Regions from separate parts of the Homo sapiens genome. Here region 2 is linked to region 1. Evidence: read pairs that join two places in POLR2A ChIA-PET (ENCODE). Cell type or tissue: Caco-2. All regions are shown on one strand. Links, peaks and the distances in the headings refer to the core of each region. The heading gives the core; the rest is flanking DNA.

The links. ChIA-PET counts read pairs that join two places held together with the same protein. Peaks named below come from ENCODE experiments on the same cell type or tissue, not always from the same donor. Only the 100,000 strongest peaks of a DNase experiment are listed, where the experiment ranks them.
Region 2: POLR2A ChIA-PET joins it to region 1 with 6 read pairs; 26 of 35 experiments call an interaction of 5 or more read pairs at or near these places.

Annotation. Positions count from the first base shown.
Region 1 is chr14:20,346,035-20,351,413 of GRCh38, forward strand. It overlaps PARP2 (poly(ADP-ribose) polymerase 2), which reads left to right. Exons shown (of 16, transcript NM_001042618.2): 4 at 829-879; 5 at 4,492-4,588; 6 at 5,013-5,088. Among named protein-coding and RNA genes, the nearest start is that of PARP2, 5.1 kb to the left of the region's middle. In Caco-2, for the core only: a CTCF peak has its summit at 5,086; no DNase peak of the experiment used is centred there.
Region 2 is chr14:20,618,211-20,623,589 of GRCh38, forward strand. No RefSeq gene overlaps it. Among named protein-coding and RNA genes, the nearest start is that of TRL-TAG2-1, 4.5 kb to the right of the region's middle. RefSeq lists an enhancer at 5,068-5,207. In Caco-2, for the core only: no CTCF peak of the experiment used is centred there; a DNase peak (open chromatin) is centred at 3,041.

The DNA of each region.
Region 1 (5,379 bases), core at 110-5,109:
TGAATCACTTCCCACCAGGCCCCACCTCCAGTACTGAGGATTACAATTCAGCATGAGATTTGGAAGGAGACAAATATACAAACTATATCACATGCGTACCTTTTGTGGTTGCCATCAGCCTTCTACACCTCATTCTCTTTTTAAACCAGAAAATGGTATCATTGTTAAGGGAAAACTGTTTTCTTGTTCTAATGAGAAACTGTACCCTGGAATGGCATGAGTTACTGATGAATGGGGAAAAAAGAAGGCTACCTCTGGAATAAGTTTTCTTTAACTCAGTTAGAATCTTTTTTTTTTTTTTTTTTTTTTTTGAGATAGAGTCTCACTCGGTCACCCAGGCTGGAGTGCAGTGGTGTGATCTCAGCTCACTGCATCCTCCACTTCCTAGGTTCAAGTAATTCTCTTGCCTCAGCCTCCCAAGTAGCTGTGATTACAGGTGCCCACCACCACGCCCAGCCTGGGCTAATTTTTATATTTTTAGTAGAGACGGGGCTTCACCATGTTGGCCAAGCTGGTCTCGAATGCCTGACCTCAAGTGATCTGCCCACCTTAGCCTCCCGAAATGCTGGGATTGCAGGCATGAGCCACCATGCGCAGCCTAACTCAGAATCTTTTGTATAGTTAAAAAAAAGGAAGCATGTTTTCATTTATAGTAAGGTTACACCCAGGTTACTGGTAGAACATAGGTTTGCAATTCTTTCCTTGGGAGATGAATGTTGATGTTGCTGTAGAATGATGACTTGAGCCATAAGAAAATTTAGAGCCTCATTTAGGATGTCAGGGCTGAACCTATACTAATGTTGATTTTTTCTCTCTCTCCCTTTCTAGGCTCATGTGTATTGTGAAGGAAATGATGTCTATGATGTCATGCTAAATCAGGTAAGAGGCAAGAAGAGGTGGCACCATTATATTTATGAGACCATCTTCTTGATAATTATTGATGATAGCATCACAGTGTTCAGATCTTTAAAGTCCCTTTTTTTTTTTTTTTTAAATTTTGTTTTTTCTTTTTGAAATGGAGTCTCACTTCATCTCTCAGGCTGGAATACAGTGGCACAATCTCGGCTTACTGTAACCTCTGCCTCCCAGGTTCAAGCAATTCTCCTGCCTCAGCCTCCCAAGTAGCTGGGGTTACAGGCGTGCACCACCACTCCCAGCTAATTTTTTGTATTTTTAGTAGAGACAAGGTTTCGCCACGTTAGCCAGGGTCTGGTCTCGAACTCGTGACTTCAAGTGATCCACCCACCTCAGCCTCCCAAAATGCTGGGATTACCAGGTGTAAGCCACCACGCCTTGCCTAAAGTCCTTCATATGTGTGTGTGTATATATATATATATATATATATATATATATATATATATATATTTTTTTTTTTTTTTTTTTTTTTTTTTTTTTTTTTGAGACAGAGTCTTGCTCTGTCACCCAGGCTGGAATGCAGTGGTGCAATCTCGGCTCACTGCAATCTCTGCCTCCTGGGTTCAAGCAATTCTCCAGCCTCAGCCTCCCAAGTAGCTGGGACTACAGGTGCAGTGTCTGGCTAATTTTTTGGTATTTTTAGTAGAGATGGGGTTTCACCATGTTGGCCAGGCTGGTCTTGAACCCCTGACCTCAGGTGATCCACCCACCTCACCCTCCCAAAGTGTTGGTATTACAGGCATGAGCCACTGCGCCCGGCAAGTCCTTTATATTAATATTAGCCATTAGTGGTTAAACACCTGAGTACTCAGCCCTAGCACACTCTTATCAGATAGCAGAGTCCTCTGTGAGAAGATTTTTTTTTGCAAATTTCATATCATTTATTGAAATTGTTAACTCTCTGTTCATATCCTTTTGCACATTTTTTTTTTTTTTTTAAACAGACAGGATCTTGTTCTGTCACCCAGGCTGGAGTGCAGTTTGTACAGTCATAGCCCACTGCAACCTTGAACTTCTGGGCTCCAGCAATCCTCCCACCTAAGCTTCCTGAGTAGCTCGGACTTCAGGCGCATGCCACAAAGCCTGACTAATTTTTAAATTTTTTATGGAGATGAGAATCTCGCTATGTTGGATAGGTGGTCTTGAATTCTTGGCCTCAAATGATCCTCCTGCCTTGTCCTCATGAGGCACTGGGATTACAGGGATGAGCCACTGGGACAAGCTGTTTTGCACATTTTCTAAAGTTATTGGTCCTTTTCTTACTGGTTTCGAGGAACTTTATATAATATGGAGAATAGCCTTTTGTCTGTAATACAAACCACTTGTGTTTTCCAGATTTGTCATTTACCTTTTGGTTTTCCTTATAGTACACTTTTTGCCCATATTGAAGTTTTAAATTTTTTCTGTAGTTAAATTTATTAATTTTTCCTTTTTAAAAAATTTTGGGTTTTTTTTTTTTTAATTTTAGAGACAGTGTCTTGCTATGTTGCTCAGGCTGGCCTTGAACTTGTGACCTCGTGTGATCCTCCAACCTCAGCCTCCCAAGTAGCTGGGACTACAGGCATCTGCCCCCAAGCTCAGCTTTCTTTTTAATCAACCTTTTTCTCTTGTTTACCTTTGTGGTTTTGAGTAGATAATACATTTGCCTCATTAATATATTTCCTGGATATGACTTCATGTTTGAATTTATTGATCCAACATATATAATTTTAACAACCAATTAGTATTTATTTCTTACTATTTCTTCTACTTAAAATACCACGAGCAGATAGAAAATACCTTAAGGTTAGCCAGGTGCAGTGGCTCACGCCTGTAATCCCAGCACTTTGGGAGGCTGAGGCGGGCGGATCACCTGAGGTCGGGAGTTCAAGACCAGCCTGACCAATGTGGAGAAATCCCATCTCTACTAAAAATACAAAATTAGCCAGGTGTGGTGGCATATGACTGTAATCCCAGCTACTCGGGAGGTTGAGGCACGAGAATTGCTTGAACCTGGGAGACGGAGTTTGTGGTGAGCCGAGATCGTACCATTGTACTCCAGCCCTGGGCAACAAGAGCAAAACTCCTTCTCAAAAAAAAAAAGAAAAGAAGGAAAATACCTTAAGGCAGCCAGGTGTGGTGGCTCATGCCTGTCATCCTAGCACTTTCGGAGGCCAAGGCTGGAGAATCACTTCAGGTGTGAGTTCAAGATCAGCCTGGGCAACATGGTGAAACCTTGTCTCTACAAAAAAATACAAAAACACCGGGCATGGGCCAGCTACTTTGGAGGCTGAGGTGGGAGGATTGCTTGAGCCTGGGAGGTTGAGGCTACAGTGAGCTGTGATTGAGCCATTGCACTCCAGCCTGGGTGACAGAGGGAGACCCTATCTCAAAAAAATAAAAAATAAAAACCATAAAAACATTTACAAAAAAATTTTTTAAAGGAAAAGAAAATATCAAGCTGGGCATGGTGGCTTATGCCTAAAATCCCAGCACTTTGGGAGGCCAAGGCGGGCAGATCACTTGAGTTAGGGGTTCAAGACCAGCCTTGCCAACATGTTGAAACTCCATGTCTACTAAAAATACAAAAAAAAATTAGTCTGGCATGGTGGCGTGTGCCTGTAATCCCAGCTACTAGGGAGGCTGAGGCACAAGAAATTGCTTGAACCTAGGACACAGAGGTGGCAATGAGCGGAGGTTGCACCACTGCACTCCAGCCTGGGCGACAGAGCAAGACTCTGTCTCAAAAAAAGAAAATATCTTAGGCTCCTTTTTGTTCTAACATCTAATGACCTTTTTTTTTTCACCAGTGGGCTAAGGTCGTACAATGGCTTTAGAATGTGAGCAAGCAGGAGATAGAGGTAGGAAGGGGCAGCATGCTTAACAAAAAAGAATGCCTCCATATCCAGGGCTCGGCCATACAACACCAGCTGCTATGCCTTATCATGGACTTCTCTCTCTTCACTCTGAGTGATTTACTTACAGATACCTCTTTTTAGATACTGGCCATATTCTCTCTCAGTATCTCCAAGTCAGGTCAGGTTAGGTATGGGACGGATGTGGCAGTGGTTTTGCGTATCCCTTGTCCCCTCCCATTATTGCCCTGCTCTCAGCTCATTGTCAAATTTCTGCAGCTGACAAACAAAAGCTGTGAGTAGAACTGTCAAGGAGTAAGTCATTTAACAGTTGAGCATAACAGGTTTAGACCTTTGGAGCATCCAAATTGTTTTCATTTGGGAAATAATTATTGGGAGTGGATTGGGAGCTGGAAAACACATATAGCTTAGAAAATATCTAAATAGGGAGCTGAGGCAGGAAAAAACTGGAGGAGCCATTCAATGTAGGATATTTGAGGTTGGATAGAGGGTTTTAGGAAGCTTCTAGGCTCCCACTTTAATTCCTAAGAATCCAAAGTTTAATGTATAAGCCCTATTTCTTCTTTATATCTTTAATCTTACAGGAATCTAATTTTCTTGCCTGATGCTATCCTTTTCCTTATGGAAATAACTGGCACCTGTGACGAAGGATGAGTCATTGGTTTATGTGATTTCCATTTGCAAAACTCCTTTTTTTTGTTTTTGTTTTCACTCAACATAGACCAATCTCCAGTTCAACAACAACAAGTACTATCTGATTCAGCTATTAGAAGATGATGCCCAGAGGAACTTCAGTGTTTGGATGAGATGGGGCCGAGGTAATGATTTTTATTGAGATTTTATGAGTTGGCATTCAGAAAGTCAGAAGCAGCTTAGTGGGTGGCCAAAGGATTCTCTGGGTTTAAATTGGGTCAGTAGAGGCTCTGAAGTCTGGGAGAGCCTTAGGAATCAAGTTGAGCATCTTGAAATTGGGGAATGGCAGGCATCCTCCTTAGAGTTCCCACTGGAAAAACTAAGAGCAGCCCATTGAGTCTGAAAACTCTTCTATAGTTGAACTGCTAGTAGTGCTCATAGACTATGGCAGTTAGCAAGTAACTTGTATCAACATGATTAGTTCCCTAAATCCTTTCACCTTTCCCTTCTCCCTTTCCTGCCTGTTTGTCAGATGTTAAGCAGAGAGATCTTGGAGAGCTGGCCTGTTACTCTTAGGGAACTATCTTATGTGTGGCATTTCCTTTGCAGTTGGGAAAATGGGACAGCACAGCCTGGTGGCTTGTTCAGGCAATCTCAACAAGGCCAAGGAAATCTTTCAGAAGAAGTGAGTGCTGAAAAGTGACTACAAAAAAATATACCCTCCTCTTCTTAGATGTATATTCTCTAAAAAATTTTTTTTTAGACAGTTTCACTCTTGTTGCCCAGGCTGGAGTGCAATGGCATGATCTGAGCTCACTGCAACCTCCACCTCCTGGGTTTAAGTGATTCTCCTGCCTCAGCCTCCCTAGTAGCTGGGATTACAGGCGCCCACCACCACGCCCAGCTAATTTTTGTATTTTTAATAGAGATGGGGTTTCGCCATGTTGGCCAGGCTGGTCTCGAACCCCTGACCTCA
Region 2 (5,379 bases), core at 147-5,146, 270 kb after region 1:
GATTCAGTTCAATATTTACTTATTTCCTCATGATTAGATTCAGCTTAAATATTTTTGTCAAGGACCCTACTACTAATTTTCCAGGATAGATTGTCTAGGGTCTAGGTAGGACTGAATTTCTAGTAAACCAAGCAGGAAGAATGAAGTCTAATGACTGATACTTATTTACATGACAGTGCACTATTTCAAGGAGCTTCTGTTCAGAAAAGGAAACTATTATGTCATCCTTTGGGGAAGACTTTGTAATTTTCAGCTTCATTGGCTATAGAATATTTTTAAAGGTCAGGAATTTATATCCCAGAAAAGTAGGCACAATTACCAGGACTCAACCAATTATTCACTGTAACAACATCCACGAACACCTATGACAGGCATACTGGTTTCCAAGATACATAGACTGTTTATCTCAGACATCAAGGAACGTGAGTTTGCAAAGCTTTAGCCACACACACACACACACACACACACACACACGTACTTGCCTCGATTTGTACTTTCTCAAAGTTTTCTTCAGATTTCCACAGACATCTTACCTTCTGGAAACTGAGGCTACACTCACTCTGGTGATTATCAGTTACCACTTGTATTGCCATCTAACTGTAGTGTGTGTCTCTGTGTGTTTGTTCATTCTTCTAGGTTTGTATTGTATATATTGTAAAAGGTGGAGAAGATATTTTCTTTTATTCAAATTCAAGTTCCCAATGAGCAAGGATAATATTCTTGTTTGTCTTCTGCTCCTCCCCAAACCTGATCAAATGATAAGCACAGATTTATTTGGTGGATGTGAAGTGGGCAAGATTCTATTTCCGAGACCCAAAAGGCTTCCTGGCACATGCACCCCACTGGCTTGCCTCAAATGTTTAAACCCATTATAAACACTCCTGTGTGTTCACTGAGAAGCTGACTGTGTTTTGAGCACTTGGTACACTATGGAATTAAAGTCAGGGACTAGGAAAAGCAGTAGAGGGAAATCAAAGAAGAAATTAAATTGTACATCAGACACGATCTTTTTAAACCCAAAGCACCAAGACTATTACAATATTTATGGGGACTGAGTAGGTGAAGGAGGACAATGATACCAGAAGGATGGACAGAAACAAAGAATAAAAAATGCCTCATATCCTTCCCCTTTCCATTCCTGTTGATCATACCATAGTTCAAAGATTGCATTTCTTTTCACCTGAAGCTTGCAGAGGTGATTGATTTCACTGGATTACTCCATGAAATCCCTCTGGTCCCATCTCTCCAATGAAGTTCAGTGAAAAGTGTAAAGACAAATACAAACTAGAAATAAGGGGCTTAAATCTCCCTGCTGAGTATAAGGAAATTTCCCTTCCCTCTTTTTACTTTGAGCATTTACTTTTGAAAACTTTTTTTTTTTTTTGAGACAGTCTTGCTCTGTCGCCCAGGCTGGAGTGCGGTGGTGTGATCTCAGCTCACTGCAACCTCTGCCTCGCGGGTTCAAGCGATTCTCCTGCCTCAGCCTCCCAAGTAGCTGGGATTACAGGTGTGTGCCACCACGCCTGGCTAAATTTTTTTGTATTTTTAGTAGAGACAGGTTTCACCATGTTGGTCAGGCTGGTCTCGAACTCCTGACCTCATGATTCGCCCTCCTCAGCCTCCCAAAGCGCTGGGATTACAGGCGTGAGCCACTGCATAGAAAACTTCTAAGTACAATCACAGTACTTTGCTTTACTGTGATGGTCAATGTGATAACCATATGAAACCATATCAGAGCTAAGTAAGTCGGGTTCAATAAATGCTGAAAGCATTGACTATCTGATGGAGTCATCAAAAATATTATTTAATTTAAATATAGTATTTAATTTTGAGCAAGATTTTACAGCACATAGAGGGGTCCTCAGGCCAATAGGGGGATGGCTTTTTTTTTTTTTTTTTTTTTTGAGACAGAGTTTCACTCTTATTGTCCAAGCTGGAGTGCAATGGCACGATCTCAGCTCACCACAACCTCCGCCTCCCAGGTTCAAGCAATGCTCCTGCCTCAGCCTCCCAAGTAGCTGAGATTACAGGCGCACAACACCACGCCCGGCTAATTTTTGTATGTTTAGTAGAGACGGGGTTTCACCATGTTGGTTAGGCTGGTCTTGAACTCCTGACCTCGTGATCCGCCCGCCTAGGCCTCCCAAAGTGCTGGGATTACAGGCATGAGCCACCATGCCCAGACTGGGGCATGGCTCTCTATTGGAGCTAGGAACAGAGCTTTACATTGCAATGTAGTGCGTGTCTTCTGCTGCAGACTGATCCAGAAAGATTCTGGTGGGAATTTTCAGATGCTCTAAATGAACATAGAACATCTGATACAGAAGTTGGTACATAGAGTATTTCTCAAAATTTAATGCATACTCTAACTTTTGGGGAGTTTGTTAAGATTCTGATTCAGTAGGCCTGAGATTCTGCATTTCTAATCTGCTACCAAAAGATGCTGATGCTGCTGGTCCCCAATCACACTTTGCATATTAAGGCCTTAAAGTAAATCTCTTGCTTATCTATAAATTTTCATCATCTGAACTATTAACAAGGTATGGATAGCAAGAAATTCAAGGTTAAACTCTCCGACAATATTACAGAATGCTAGAGCCTAGAATATCAGCATTCTGTGCTGAAGACTGAAGGAATAGACATGTGCCAGCCAGACGAACACATTGCATGTATTTGTATCAGGCATCTTTCCAAAAGGGTGGTTATCTATTTGCTTTAGATATTGGGCAATCAAGTATGCAGCAAATTTGGCATTCTACTAGGAAAGCCAAGACACCTGGCTTATGGGTCTCAGGGCACTTACTGTTTGAGCTGTGCAATCCAACATGTGATCCACTTCTTGAAAGGAACAGGCCAAGTTTCCTCCCTCCCTACTGAAGGATCCTGTGAGCACAAGGTGGGAAATAGGTACTCCAGCAACACTGAATAGGAAATTGAATAGGAGAAGCTATGCCCACTTGTTAGCAAAGGAACTTCAGCCAGGAACAGGAGAGTGTGGTACTTTCTTGATAAGAAAGTGCTCTGACGCCTGTCAGTTTGAGGAATTTGAACCTGCAGCATTCCAGGATCAAAGAGGGCTCTGCTGTGATGATAGGTTCTTTCCTGTTGACTGCTTCCTTTTATTGCCTGATCTGGCACTAAAACAGATCAAAATGAGCTCAGGCCACTTCCATCACTTGAGAATCTTCATATTTAAAAAAAAAAAGTCAACACATAGAGAAACTATGGGTTATTTAAATGAGTATTATGATTTTTTTTGTTTATTTGTTTTTGTTTTTGTTTTTAAATGGAATCTCTGTTGCCCAGGCTGGAGTGCAGTGGTGCGATCTCGGCTCACTGCAACCTCCATCTCCTGGGTTCAAGCGATTCTCCTGCCTCAGCCTCCTGAGTAGCTGGGATTACAGGCACATGCCACCATGCCCGGCTAATTTTTGTATTTTTAGTAGAGACGGGGTTTTGACATGTTGTCCAGGCTGGTCTCGAATTCCTGACCTCAAGCAATGTGCCTGCTTCAGTCTCCCAAAATGCCGAGATTACAGGCGTGAGCCACCACACCTGGCCAAATGAGTATTGTCTTCGTTCGTTTTGTGTTGCTGTAATAGAATACATGAGGCTGAGTAATTTAGAAAGAAAGAGGTTTATTTAGCTCACAGTTCTGCAGCCTGGGAAGTAGGAGAAGCATGTTACCAGCATCAGCCAGGCTTCTGGGGAGGGCCACTACACTAGGTCAAAACAAGGCAGAGAAGGTCAAAGGGGAAGCAGACACATACAAAGAGAAAAAAAGAAAAAAAAAAGTGAGGGCCTCTTGGCTGTATAACAACCCACTCTCCCAGGGAACTAATCCATTCCCAAAGGAAGTAATCCAATCTCACCAGAGCCAGAACTCACACACTACAGAGAGAAGGGCACCAAGACATTCATAAGGAATTTACTACTGTGATCCAAACACCTCCCACTAGGCCCCATCTCCCAACACTGACACATTGGAAATCAAATTTCGACATGAGTTCTAGTGGGGACAAATTAACCATATTCAAACCATAGCAGGTATGTTTATCAGACTAGCACTGAAACACAGAGACATAAATGTGACTGTAAAATCTCATCTGGAGAGCTCATCAAAAGTTTCAATATGAGACCCATTCATGTGCCCTAAGTCTCTTATTGGCTCAATTCTAGGTATAATAGCTCAACAGATATTTTAAATATTTGTTATCTCCCCTCCCATTCACCCTGCACAGCTCTTTCAAGTCGTAAAGAGCCCCAGGATCTTTCTTTTTTTCTTTCAAGCTGATGCTTCCCCGGCCTGCACACTGAGATGGTGGCACAGGATTCCTAGGATTCTCTCCAGCTTAAGAAGAACATTAGTCTTTCCACTTCTGACCCTGGCAAAGACTTGCGTGTACTGATGGAGGCAGTAAGCTCACACTCCTTTTCCCCTAAGGCTTCCTCCAAAGCTTGAAAACACAACGTGAAATTTCTTAGTAGTCATACATTCAGCCAAAGGGGCTGGCGACGGGTATTTTAATCTCTCCGTCTTAAGTGATGCGTAGGAGGCCATATCTTTGACCATCCTGCTGGATTCAAAACCTACGAGATGCTGCCTGCTGGCCTTGGGTGCTGACTTCCTCCTTCTAGGGAGAAAGAGACCTGGTCAGGGCCAACGGTGGGTACCCAGTGAGCTTAGATTGCCGGTGAGCTGGAGGTTGGTGAGGAGGGTGCTGGCGCCAGAGGGTGACGAGGCGTGAAGAGGGGGATGTAACACGGGGTGAGTTTGGGAGGCACCGCGGGGAGCCCGGACTAGAGTTGCGGGGGGGCGCGGGAGGAGAGCCTGCCTCCGACCTCCGAACGTCCCTGCCCTTTCCTATGCCGCCCCCGCTTCCCTGCCTGGGTTCTACGTTTATGCGGTGCTCCCTGAGCCCTATTTTAAAGCTGCTTTTTAAGAACTTCCTTTCTGCTCGCCTCCCCCAACTCCTGGCAGCGGTGACCGTGAACTCGCAGGACCTTCGCCCCCGCGGAGACCCAGGGAAGAACGCTTTTTTCCTCTCTATTCGCCCTCAACCTGACCCGCTGGGCCACCAGGGCTTGGGGAGAGACCTCAGAGGCCTAGAGCCAGGAGAGGCGAGAAAGGGTTGTGGTTTTTTTGAGTGATTGAGATGGGGGACAGAGAGAGCACTTAAAATTAGGCAACTTTAATTAGGCTCCCAGGAGAATTTCTGGATCCACAGACCAAGAAAACAGCCAAGTGGGAACAGCAGCAAAGAATATAAATAATACATAATCCAGGGCTTTGCGCCGAGTGGGGTTGTTCGCAGGTCAGTGATTCCCACTTTGGGTGCGGGAGACCCCAAGTATCACCTCTGAAACCGTTTTCTAGCT